Linked DNA regions of Homo sapiens: all the other regions are linked to region 3. Evidence: chromatin contacts called from ENCODE Hi-C or POLR2A ChIA-PET data. All regions are on one chromosome and are shown on one strand. Each heading gives the region's core, a stretch centred on a gene start or an enhancer-like site at or near the end of the contact. The rest is flanking DNA. Distances are from core to core; before and after follow the strand shown.

Region 1 (4,105 bases), core at 1,091-3,590, 500 kb before region 3:
TGTCCTCACATGGTTATCTCCAGGTTTATGTGTTGTGTGTGTCCTAATCTTCTCTTCGTACAAGGACATCAGTCATATTGTATTAGGGCCCAACCTATTGACCTCCTTTTACCTCAGTCAGCTCTTTAAGAGCCCTGTCTTCAAACCCAGTCACAGTCTGAGGTACTTGGGGGTTTGGACTTCAACACGTAGATTTTAGGGAGGCACAATTCAGCCCATACCACCAGCCAAAGATCTTATCATCAGCTTACCTGCATCTCCCTCCTCCCCCCATCATTCCCTACCTTAGGGCCCATCCAAATTGCCCTACAAAATGTGGAGTCCCTTCTCTATGCACAATATGAAATATATGAAATAATATAGACATATAGAAACCAGATACTTGCAACAACCTATTCATGACTGATATACCCTTAAGGTTCTTGGACAAATGGGAGTACCTATTAAAAATGATTCTTTCAGGCCAGACACAGTGGCTCACACTTATAATCCCACCACTTTGGGAAGCCAAGGTGGGAGGATTGCTTGAGCTCAGGAGTTCGAGACCAGCCTGGGCAACAAAGCAAGACCTTGTATCTACTAAATTTAAAAAAAAAAAAAAAAAAATCAGCCAGGTGTAGTGGCAAATGCCTGTAGTACCAGCTACTCAGGAAGTTGAGGCTGGAGGGTCGCTTGAGATCAAGGCTACAGTAAGCTATGATCGTGCCACTGAGCTCCAGCCAGGGCGACAGAGCAAGACCCAGTCTCAGTCAATCAATCAATAAGATCCTTTCAGAGACATCTTGAAAATATTTTTTAACTGAGAAAGTGGAAAAAAAAAGTCAAGAAACTGACTTAGTTTCATTATTAGTCTAATCTAAAATAACAGGTTTGCTGTGTGCTAAAAATAATACTCAGACTCTCTGAATGAGTAAGCCCACTAAGAATAAACAGGGTTTTTTTAAATCATAAAAATGTCAATCATAATCAACACCTAATGTGGGAAAGTATCTTCCTCTTAAAAATATTAAGAAGGTGGCTGGGTGCAGTGGCTCACGCCTGTAGTCCCAGCACTTTGGGAGGCCAAGGTGGGTGGATCACAGGAGTTCGAGACCAGCCTGGCCAACATGGTGAAACCCTATCTCTACCAAAAACACAAAAATTAGCTGAGTGGGAGGCACCTTGTAATCCCAGCTGCTTGAGAGGCCGAGGCAGGAGAATCACTTGAGCCCAGGAGGCAGAGGTTGCAGTGAGCCAAGATTGCGCCATTGCACTCCAGCCTGGGCGACAGAGCAAGACTCCATCTCACAAAACAAAAACAAAAACAAAAAAAAATTAAGAAGGTGAGCAATGAGCAACAAAAACGTCTAAATTTTGCAGACAGAATAAGAGCCCAAAGGTTGTACACACTGAAAAACAAAACCGAATAGCTATTCATATTTTCCTTAAGGTTTGAGGACAAAGAAGCTCTAGAAGAAGGTTATACTGGAGCCAGAAAGGAAGCATACAAAAATATCCCTATCTATTTTTGTAAAGACAGGGTCTCACTCTGTTGCCCAGGCTGCTCTTGAACTCCGGGCCTCAAGTGATCCTTCTGCCTCAGCCTCCGAAAGTGCTGGAATTATAGACGTACCCCACCACCTGTGGCTGAGTTTCTCTTTCAACCGACAAATAGAACCTTTCTTGGAGTTAGAAAGTAGGAGATCAGGAGCTTCTCACTAATGATGGTGTAATTCAGCAATGGATCCCTTTTCGGGTCATCAGCTTAGTGTCAGTTCCTGGTTCTATCTGACTCATTGCAGTAGTGGGAGGTTTCGAAAACTTGAAGTCAGGAGGGTTTACATCAATTTCACATATTACAAACAACAACAACAACTCACAGCGCTAGGGAGGCATCCCATTCTACTCATCTTTACAACCTGACAAGAACAGGAATACATTCAACAGAAATATTCTTCTCTGCTACGAACAGATTGAAATAAATACCTGAGTTCCTGATAGAATGGAAAATAACAGCTTTCCATAGGTGCGGAATCACCAATGACATCAGAACAAAAATTATTGCTCGGTACCAAGGAGAAAATGTCTTGAGGACAAGATGTGAATAACAAGTTCAGAAGAAGGGAAGGTCAGTCAAAAAAAAAAAAAAAAAAAAAAAGCAGCCTCCTGGGCGACAGAGCAAGACTCAAAAAAAAAAAAAAAACGAAGATGAAGGATGATTATCATGCTACCTCTAAATTTCTACAGCAGGCTCCATAGAGCTCAAAATACTTTAAAGACGTATTTTTATTCTGAAGTAGCAGGAAGGAAATATCAGCAGCGTTTACAGATGTTGAAACTGAAGCATCACATCATTGGGGGATGCCCAGTTCTCCCTGCAGCATCTACTAGCTGTGCAGGATGGGGCCTACAGAGTGAGTTTCTGTCTTTCCTAGGAGCTTACCAACTCAGTCATCAGAAGGTTTCCCCAATCCAAATATATATTATTTTAATGTAAAAATAGAATATGTTGGCAGGGCGTGGTGGCTCACGTCTGTAATCCCAGCACTTTGGGAGGCCAGGGCAGGTGGATCACGAGGTCAGGAGATAGAGACCATCCTGGCTAACACAGTGAAACACCGTCTCTACTAAAAATATAAAAAATCAGCCAGGCATGGTGGCGGGCACCTGTAGTCCCAGCTACTGGGGAGGCTGAGGCAGGAGAATGGCGTGAACCCAACAGGCAGACCTTGCAGTGAGCCGAGATCGTGCCGCTGCACTCCAGCCTGGGCAGCAGTGCAAGACTCCGTCTCAAAAACAAAGAATATGTTAATAATTATATTAAAATTTCCATCAGAAACCTCAAGGCTATTGAGAACCAGGATTAATCTACTGATTACAATAAGAGAGGGGGCTGGGCACAGTGGCTCATGCCTGTAATTCCAGCACTTTGGGAGGCTAAGGTGGGAGGATTTCTTGAGCCCAGGAGTTTGAGACCAGCTTTGGCAACATAGTGAGACCCCATCTCTATAAAACATAAGTGAATTAATAAATAAAATAAGAGAGGGGACAAAGAGATGTGGTCATTTGGTCAGTGTATTGGTTTTCTAGGGCTGCTGTAACAAATGACCATAAAGTGGGTGGCAGTAAACAACAGAAGTGTATTTTCTCACAATTCTGGAGGCTAGAAATCCAAAATCAAGGTGTTGGCTGGGCCAGGCTCCCTCTGAAGGCGCCAAGGGAGAATCCTTCCTTGCCTTTTCCAGCTTCCGCAGGCTGCCTGCAATTCTTGGTGTTCCTTGGCTTGTAGATATATCACTCCAATTTCTGTCTCATTTGTCACACGGCACTCTCCCTGTGTGTCTGTATCAGTGTTCAAATTTTTCTCTTCTTATAAAGGTACCAGTCATTGAACTAGTGTTCCAGTAAAACCTCATCTTAACTTTTTTAGATCTACAAAGGATGTATGTCCAAATAAACTCACATTCATAGGTACCGGGGATTAGGACTTGAGCATATCTTTAAGGGGACATGATTCAGTCAGCAATAATCAGTTTGAAAACAAGATATTACTACCTAGTGGTAAATACACTCAAAACTACCAAAGGCCATGACTCTCCCCCCAAAAATGGAGATAGCATCATCTTTACTGTTGAAATAGCCCAGAATGTCTTTCTGAATAAGCTCTCTCTAGATGTTCTTCCCACCTCTAAGACTCATGATTATCTATGACTTAAAACTTACCGTCTCACAGACTCTCTCTCTATATGCAGCTTTTCCATTACAACATTTTCACATCCCCATCCTTGAAGCTGGTAACTGTGTTTTTTGTTGTTGTTTTGTTTTTTGTTTTTTTCCAGAGGAAACTTGTCCTGAAATGGAGTGTTTTGTTCTAAACAGTTCATGTATCCTTTAGAAGGAAAGGAGAGGGATGTTCACAGACAGAAAACATATAGTAAAAATAATTAACATATTTGAGCTTCCATTCTGCTTAAGACTGTGGTAGACACCATCAGTCTGTTTAATACACATGACCATTCCCATTTAGGGACATGGAAAATGAAGGGCAGAGCACAGAAGGAACTTGCCAAAGTCTCACGGACCCTAAGAGGGTAAAGGGTAAACTACAGATACAGGCATATGCACC
Region 2 (4,326 bases), core at 317-2,816, 480 kb before region 3:
GATAGGAGGTCAGCAGAAGATACAGGTCATAAAGACCTTGCTAATAAACCAGGTTGCAGTAAAGAAGCCGGCTAAAACCCACCAAAGCCAAGATAGTGACAACAGTGACCTCTGGTTGTCATCACTGCCACACTCCACTTGCACCATGACAGTTTACAAATGCCATAACAACATCAGGAAGTTACCCTATATGGTCTCAAAAGGGGAGGCATGAATAATCCACCCTTTGTTTAGCATATCATCAAGAGATAACCATAAAAATGGGCAACCGGCAGCCCTCGGGGCTGCTGTGCCTATGGGGTAGCCATTCTTTTATTCCTTTACTTTCCTGATAAACTTGCTTTCACTTTACTCTATGGACTCACCCTGAATTCCTTCTTGCTCCAGATCCAAGAACCTTCTCTTGTGGTCTGGATCAAGACCCCTTTCCTGTAACACAGTCAAACGGTAAGCCAATGGGAAGCTGGGTTTCAGTCTTTGTGAGAGTTTCTCTATTTTCATTCCTGTTCCTTCCAAAGGGTGAGGCCCTTTGGAAGTTGAAAGCTGGCGGCGACTACTTGAGCTCTTCCTTCCTTAGCATGAGACTGCTGGGAGCTTCTCTGCCTCATGAAATAGGCAAATGCCTCAAAATTCAAAGCTCTGCTAACCCTTCTCTCCAGGACCTTGACCCTCAAATCCTCACCCCCTTGGCGGCTCACCTTCAGATAGGTCTTGTTTGTTTTGCCAGCTTTTCTAGCTGCTCCGGATAGGAGGACTGATCTGCCAATCTGCCTTTAGGGGAAACAGCAAGAGATTGCCTCTCAGTCTTTTCTTGAAGCTTTCAAATGCAGGCTTTAGGCCTATTGTGATGCTAATGGATCTCCTCTGCCCTTACTTTGCCCATTCTGCATGGAGGGGGCAGCTCTAGTCCCCCAAGCATGAAAGAAGTTGGGTACTCCCGGTTCTGATCATTACTGCCACCAGGAAGAGCTACGGGGTGAGAGGGGGGATGGATTTCTCCCTAGTTATGTAAGAAACAAGCAGGTCTCACCCTTCATTTTTCCTTTCTCATACAAGGTGAAATACTGCAGTCTCATACGAGGAAGCATGTTTTTCCTGTTAACATTATTTCGATCCTGGTCCTTAGGGAAAAATAAGCCCGGCATTAAAGTGCGGGGAGCACTCACCTTCCCCCACCCCACAGTCTGGCTTATAGTGCTAGAACACCAACCAAGTGGTGACTGGGCCGGACCACAAATGGATGCGGATGCGGTCAGCTCCCGTTATGAGGATAGAATTCTAATCAGATTGTGGATCCGATTACTTCTGACTCATAAATCTCCCTGACTTTAGAAAACAGGGATATCTTATTTATTGGAGGAATGACAGTGTGAACAGAGGCGTGGCTGCGTTCTCACCAGCTGAGATAAACGCCGACCAGACCAGCACAGACATCCTGTGCTCGTTTCCTTTACTTGGTTTTTCAAATAAAGCCTTTGTGTGTCACTGGTATTGTGAGGAATACGAAATAATGAAAGAAGTGATTCTTCAGGTGAGTCATTCTATTATAAAATGGAGCCCACCGTCAGGAACTGCTCCCTGAGAGAGCAGGACAGGATTTCCCTGCGCGGGGAGTGAAAGCAGAAGGCGCAGTCACGACGCGCCCCCTACTGGTCAGCGAGGAGAAATCCCTCACCTCAGGTTTCAATTAGTGCGGGTGAGTCCTGAATTAGGAACCTCAGACCTGAGGCCTGGTGTGGTGGCTCACACCTGTAGCCCCAGCACTTTGGGAGGCCGAGGCAGGTGGATCACTTGAGGCCAGGAGTTTGAGACCAGCCTGGCCAATATGGTGAAACCCCGTCTCAGGTAAAATAACAAAAATCAGCTTGACGTCGTGGCACACACCTGTATACCAGCTACTCAGGAGGCTGAGGCAGGAGAATCGCTTGAACCCGGGAGGCGGAGGTGCAGTGAGCCGAGATGGCGCCATGGCACTCCAAAGAATCACAGAACTGGCCAGGCACGGTGGCTCACGCCTGTAATCCCAGCACTTTGGGAGGCCGAGGTGGGAGGATCACCTGAGGTCAGGAGTTCGAGGCCGGCCTGGCCAAAATGGCGAAACCCCCCTCTCTACCGAAAAATGCGAAAAGTAGCCGGGCATGGTGGTGCCCAACTACTGGGGAAGCTGAGGCAAGAGAATTGCTTGAGCCAGGGAGGCCAACGGAGGTTGCAGTGAGCTTAAGTCGTGCCACTGCACTCCAGACTGGGTGACAGAGAGGAACCTTGTCTCAAAAAAAAAAAAAAAAAAAAAAAAGAAAGAAATATTACTGAGAATCACAGAACTGAAGTGGAATTCCATGAATCCAATGGAATTACATTAAATTCCATGAGTAGGAATCCAATTCCATGAATGAAATTTCATGAATCCAATGGGATTCATGGAATTGCTGACACACAGTGAGATACTAAGGAGGCTAGGAGGCTAAGATGAAGAGCCCCTGTCTCAGGACTCCAGGGCCTAATTTAACAGCCACAATCTGCCAAGGTCAGAGGTAGCCTTAACGTGTACTGTACTCATAAATCAATCTCCCTGGAGATTTCAAACCTTCAAATTGCTTTGGTAAAGCCTTAACTCCTTTCAACCTGAGGAAGTCGATTGAAGAAAAAAGCCTTAGCTCTAAAGAAAGATTTTGAGTTTCTCATTCCAGTGGACCACAAAAAAATAAAAAAGAAAGAAAGAAAAATCGCATTTGTGCAAAATCAACCATTTACATTTTATACTAATCAGTAAGTTATTCTTGGGCCTCGTGCTTGTTTGTAAACACATGCCTTCTCTCTTTCATTCTAACTGGAAACTTTATCCTTAAATCTGTTCGTGCAATAATTATGAAATGTAATTTTATTTTTAAACAATATATTTTCTTTTGTTTGTTAATTTCTTACTTTTTTTTTTTTTTAGACAGAGTCTATGTTGCCCAGGCTGCAGTGCAGTGGCGTGATCTCGGCTCACTGCAACCTCTGCTTCCTGGGTTCAAGCTATTCTCCAGCCTCAGCCCCCCAAGTAGCCGGGATTACAGGCATGCGCCATGACGCCCGGCTAATTTTTTTTGTATTTTTGGTAGAGACGGGGTTTCGCCATGTTGTCCAGGTTGGTCTCAAACTCCTGGCCTCAAGTGATCCACCTGCCTTGGCCTCCCAAAGTGCTGAGATTACCGGCGTGAGCCACCATGCACAGACTCTTTTGTTAATTTCTTTAATTTTTAAATTTCTATTGATATATTATAGTTGTTCTTATCCTGAAGATATTTTGATACATGTATAAATGCATAGGATCAAATCAGGGTAGCTATCGATCGCCTCTATGTATTTTCTTGTATCTTGATCGTTAGAGTGAAATATAAGGAACAAAAAACAAACATGGAGAAGTTACCATGTTTTTAGTATTTTTAAATCCTAAGGGTTTGAAAGGTATATATTTGGGATAATGGGCCTTTTTGTCTTTTTTTGTCTGAAGGAAATTTGTGACCCAATAATTAGTCAAAATTATCTCCAAAAAATGTTAATGAAACTGGGCACCTTTTGGGAGACATTTTTAAATTATGTCAGCTACTTCAGTGTCAGAGGGTGGACAGAGTTGGCTGAGAACAGTCACATTTAGACAAGAGTCTTGTGTGTACTCTTTTGGTTATGAAAATGTAGGGCAAGTAAGCACTCATTGCCCTGAGTGAAAAGTGACATAAACATTTTTTTAAAGGGTTCATGAAGCCTGTCCCTCCCTTAATACCTCTTGATGGGAAAATTTCATTGTCAGGCTGGGGCTCACACCTGCAATCCCGGCACATTGGGAGGCCAAGGCAGGCAGATCATCTGAGGTCAGGAGTTCGACACCAGCCTGGGCAACGTGGTGAAACCTGGTCTCTACTAAAATTACAAACATTAGCCGGGCATGGTGTCGGGTGCCTGTAATCCCAGCTACTTGGGAGGTTAAGATGGGAGAATCACTTGAACCAGGGAGGTGGAGGTTGCTGTGAGCAGAGATTGCGCCACTGCACTCCAACCTGGGCAATAAGAGTGAAATTCCATCTTAAAAAAAAAAATTAAAAATTGAGAGATTTCACAGGAACAAATTTCTGGTCTTTCTGGAAAATTGGAAATCTCTTGTAACGCTGGACCAATGCCCCACATGACAATTGCTGCGTGGGGCCAAGCATCAGTCCCTGGCTCTGCCCCCAGACTACATCCAACTTGTGACAGCTTGGCTCTGTCAATCCTCCACCTGGCTGGCCTCTGTGAACTGTGGGATCGCACCTTGTGGAAGGCTTGTGCTGGGATAGAGCTGACTCAGTG
Region 3 (3,882 bases), core at 393-2,892:
ACCTACCCCCACAGTGTGTAGGGAGCCACAAGGTGATGGAACGGGCTGAATAAACACGAATCGTTTTATTGCTGGCCAGAAATTCTTCCCTTCATTCATCAAAGTAGGTGAATGAAAATATTAAGCAGGTAAGACATTTTCATGGGCTGCTCACCGAGTATCCTTCTAAACTCAAGCCCTTACTCAGTCTGCCTTCTACCTTGTATCAAATAAAGCGTTCTCCCGTGAAAGGGAAAAACCTCTTCCCCTTTTATGAAAAAGGTCGCACACTAGAGCTCAAATCTTGACCAGAAAAAAAAAAGGAAAATATGCGACATAAATTCCAGGTATTCCTAAATACATATGTTTACATGGACACAACACAATCATTTCAGGAAGCACCCAAGTTTCTGCCTCCCCCCCCTTTTTTCTGTTTTTCATCAAAAGGAAGAGTCAAAATATGCGTTCTTAGGGTTTGACTCAGGATCTTACACACTCCATTTAGACAATATTTCCTGCCAGCTAAATGCAGGAAATCTAATGATTTGCATAGAAAACGTATCTAAAGCACCAGCACACTTACCTTTCTTTTCTTAACTGAGCCAAAATCTAACAATTTCAGTTATCACACTCCCAGAAAAGAAAAACCTGAAATACTGAATTATTTTCTAGGTGGTCTGTACAGCCATCCTTTGATAATTCTATGAAAAGGCTAATTCCTCAACATCTGACTTTGCCTTTAAAAGGCTTCCTTCCACACGACGGGATTTCCCTAAGAAACATCCCAGCGGATGGTTTCCAGCAATAGTCTATATCAACTCAGCCTGCGCAGGCAAAGACTTGGCTTCTGCTCATTCCACCCCCGCCCCTCGAACACACACACCAGTTCACACAGAACCATCCCGGGCCGACTTGAAACGCTATTTTATGTGCATGTTTGCTCGTCGCTCCCCGAATGAATGCTTTTCCAACTGACCTTTCAACAGCTGCCGAGATGGCACGCTCTGCAGGGCGAGCGCTGGAAACTAGGAGATATGTTAGCATCCAAATCCCTGCAACCTTCTCAGCCCAAGTCCAGATTCTCTGAGCCCCAAGGCAGGAACCCTGAAGGGTCTGCAGAGCCGCTCTCCGAAGTGTCCTGCTCGCGACCCACTCGCCGGCAGCGGGCATCCTGCACGGGCGCAGCCCCAGCCCGCACGCCACCCGACACCCGCACCCTGGCCCGCGGCGGACGCGCCGGGCACGTACCGGCCCTGCCTCTTACCTTCCCTGGCTTTCAGCAAGACCGTGTTGGCCACGATGTTTTCCAGCTCCATTGACAGTCGGCGGTCAGCAACGGAGCCGGCCGGCGGGGCTGTCAGCGCCTGGGGTGCTGCCGCTGCTGCTGCCGCTGCTCGGGCTGCCGCCGCTGCTGCCGGAGCCGGGGGAGCCAGCAGCCCGCCTTGCCTACCGCATTATTCCTGCTCTCAGCCCAAGAGTTTCCCCCTCTGCAAAGAGGAGCCGCCGCCGCCGCCGCCGCCGCCGCCGCTTCTTCCTCCCTCTGTGTCCCCCCTCCCCCCTCCCTCAACACGCTCCCCCCCACCCCCCACCCTCCGCGTGTCTCTGTCACTCCATTCTCCTCCCCTCCGGCTCCCTCGGATGCTTTAATGCCTCGGATGCTTCTGCCTCCCCTCAGTCCCTCCCGGGGGTGTGGTACTAGCAGGCTCGGGCGGCCGCACTGCGCAAGCGCCGGCCCAGGCGCGCCTCCTGCCTCGGTGCTCGCGGCGCGGGGCCTGCTGGGAGCTGGAGTCCTCCCGGCCGCGCGGCGCCGGGGCTGAGCTGGGCTGGCGCGCGGCTGTCGGAGCGAGGACCCGCCCCGGGACGGCACCGAAAGCGAAGGCGGGCACCGCCCGGCCGACAGGCGACTCAAAGGCGGCCCAGCCAAGCCGAAGTCCCCAGCACCCCCCCGCAGGCTCCCGCTTGCCCCCTTCCCGCCCCGTCGCCAGCCCGGAAAGCGGAGTGCACGGGCCCCGGTGACGGCGCGTGAAGCGCCGCGGCCCGGCAGGAGCCAGTGCGGGTCCCGAGCCGTGCTCGGAGTGGGAGGGCTGCCAGCTCGGCCGCGCGCCACAGCCCGCTTCCTCCGGTCCGCGCCAGGCCCGCGAGGGTCTGAGTCCCGGGTCAGTGACGCGCGCCCAGGGTCCCCGCACGCGGCGGCGGCCGGCCCGGCCTGGCCCCTGCCCAGCGTCTCCCACGCGGCGCCTCGGGCCGCGGACAAAGATGCACTTTGTTTCCTCGGAGGGCGCGAAGGGCTCTGCGGGTCGGCTGCGACCCGGCGCTGGCTGCCCGCGCTGCTCTCGGTGCGACCCGAGCGCCCCCCGCCGGCCGCGGTGCGCGGCGCGGGGTCTACGCGGACGGCGCCTGGGGCTCAGGGTCCAGCGTGGGAAGCTGCTTATTCTGTGAATAAACTGCCTTCCAGCACACCCGGCCAGCAAATCCACGAGCCTCCCTGCAGCCAAACCCAGCCAGATTAAGTAATAAAAACGCAGACGGAGTCGCCGGAGTCTCCGCCGTGGGGAGCGTTAATGAGTAACAGCCAGGCCAGCGCCAAGCCGGCGTGGGATTAACGTTTTTAAATTCCGGTCTTATTTATTTTGGGGCTCTTAGCTCCTTCCAGTGTTATGCTCAGAACATCAGACTCCAGGTCTGTGCTCAGCCCCGTTTCCTTGCTCCCTCCGCTCCGAAGGCCCCACTCCTGGAAATGGGCTGTCTTCGGTCACCCGGGATCTGCCACGAGTGTCCTACAGCTGGGGGCGGGGCAGGCAGGCCCCAAAGAACAATGAGGCCTTTGCCTCCTCTGCATCCTGCGGGCCGGATATCCGTTCAGAAGCCGACTCTGGGCCTTCTCTGTCCAGAAGGAGGAAACCCTCTGTCCCCAGGGCTGCCAGGAAGTCGCAGGGAGGTGCCGAGAGAAACAGAGAACAGTTATTATGCATTGGAGAATATAAAGAAATCAATAAACCTTCCAGGCCTTGGAAACTGGTCTGGTCACTGATTGTAACAACCCAAGATTACCTGCTTTCCTGGGGGAGTATACCCACCACCACCACTTCCTGGTGTCTAGACTTGGGTCAGTGAGTCTCCCAGGGCCTCATTTATCTTGTCTGCAAAATGGGGGCAACAACAGTTTACCTGTCAGAAGGCGGAGGGCTCAGCGGGTAACTTTTCAGGCACTTACCACTCCAGGAATTACTGTTCTAAGCAATCCAGGCTTGGTCTTTGCTACATATTCACGTGCCTAGAGCCCTAACCTTTAATGAAAGGATCTCTCTCAGACAGCGAGACCCCTAAAGCTGGCAGCTCCTAGAGCCCTCCACCAACCACGCTGGTCACTTGCTGGCAGCATAGGGCCTGATGAAGCCCGAAGTTTGTTTATTCGGCTAACATAAAAAAAAAAAGAAAGAAAATTTTTGAATGCCTTTAGATGGCTTATGCACCTTAACAATTTTCTTGGGCCGGGCGCGGTGGCTTACGCCTGTAATCCCAGCACTTTGGGAGGCCGAGGCGGGAGGATCACGAGGTCAGGAGATCGAGACCATCCTGGCTAACAGTGAAACCCTGTCTCTACTAAAAATACAAAAAAAAAATAGCCGGGCGTGGTGTTGGGCTCCTGTAGTCCCAGCTATTCAGGAGGCTGAGGCAGGAGAATGGCGTGAACCCGGGAGACGGAGGTTGCAATGAGCCGAGATCGCGCCACTGCACTCCAGCCTGGGCGACAGAGCGAGACTCCGAACCAAAAAAAAAAAAAAAAAAAAAAAACAATTTTCTCAAAGGTTGTTTTTGTTTGTTTTTTTGTTTTGTTTTGTTTTGAGACAGTTACTCTGTCACCCAGGCTGGAGTGCAGTGGCCCAATCTCGGCTCACTGCA

What was found. A loop is a pair of places that touch in the nucleus more often than their neighbours do. ChIA-PET counts read pairs that join two places held with the same protein, here RNA polymerase II (POLR2A). Pooled maps may share reads with other maps.
Region 1: a pooled map shows a loop between it and region 3 (11-fold over the local background). The contact joins the enhancer-like site here to the promoter of GRK5 in region 3. A Hi-C loop is called at or near these places in 7 of 37 single-sample maps with no recorded cell type and 6 of 50 pooled maps.
Region 2: a loop to region 3 is called in a pooled map, with 3 times the contacts of the local background. The contact joins the enhancer-like site here to the promoter of GRK5 in region 3. A Hi-C loop is called at or near these places in 1 of 168 maps with a recorded cell type or tissue (esophagus muscularis mucosa) and 6 of 50 pooled maps. POLR2A ChIA-PET finds 5 or more read pairs at or near these places in 2 of 52 experiments (H1 and endothelial cell of umbilical vein).

The regions. Positions count from the first base shown.
Region 1 is chr10:119,702,331-119,706,435 of GRCh38, reverse strand. No RefSeq gene overlaps it. Among named protein-coding and RNA genes, the nearest start is that of INPP5F, 22 kb to the left of the region's middle. RefSeq lists enhancers at 1,479-1,758, 2,389-2,438, 2,449-2,498. Within about 2 kb of position 2,340, at least 6 of the 41 ENCODE cell types and tissues checked have a DNase peak (open chromatin) inside an H3K27ac peak, as active enhancers do.
Region 2 is chr10:119,683,976-119,688,301 of GRCh38, reverse strand. No RefSeq gene overlaps it. Among named protein-coding and RNA genes, the nearest start is that of BAG3, 35 kb to the right of the region's middle. RefSeq lists enhancers at 1-729, 730-1,666. Within about 2 kb of position 1,566, at least 15 of the 41 ENCODE cell types and tissues checked have a DNase peak (open chromatin) inside an H3K27ac peak, as active enhancers do; they include endothelial cell of umbilical vein, where a contact is called at or near this core.
Region 3 is chr10:119,205,331-119,209,212 of GRCh38, reverse strand. It overlaps GRK5 (G protein-coupled receptor kinase 5), which reads right to left and starts at 1,642. Exons shown (of 16, transcript NM_005308.3): 1 at 1,244-1,642. The coding sequence starts at 1,295. GRK5-IT1 (GRK5 intronic transcript 1) reads right to left here and starts at 792. Exons shown (of 2, transcript NR_186528.1): 1 at 563-792. RefSeq lists silencers at 1,216-1,265, 1,316-1,385, 1,596-2,425 and enhancers at 2,766-2,875, 2,896-2,945, 3,056-3,135.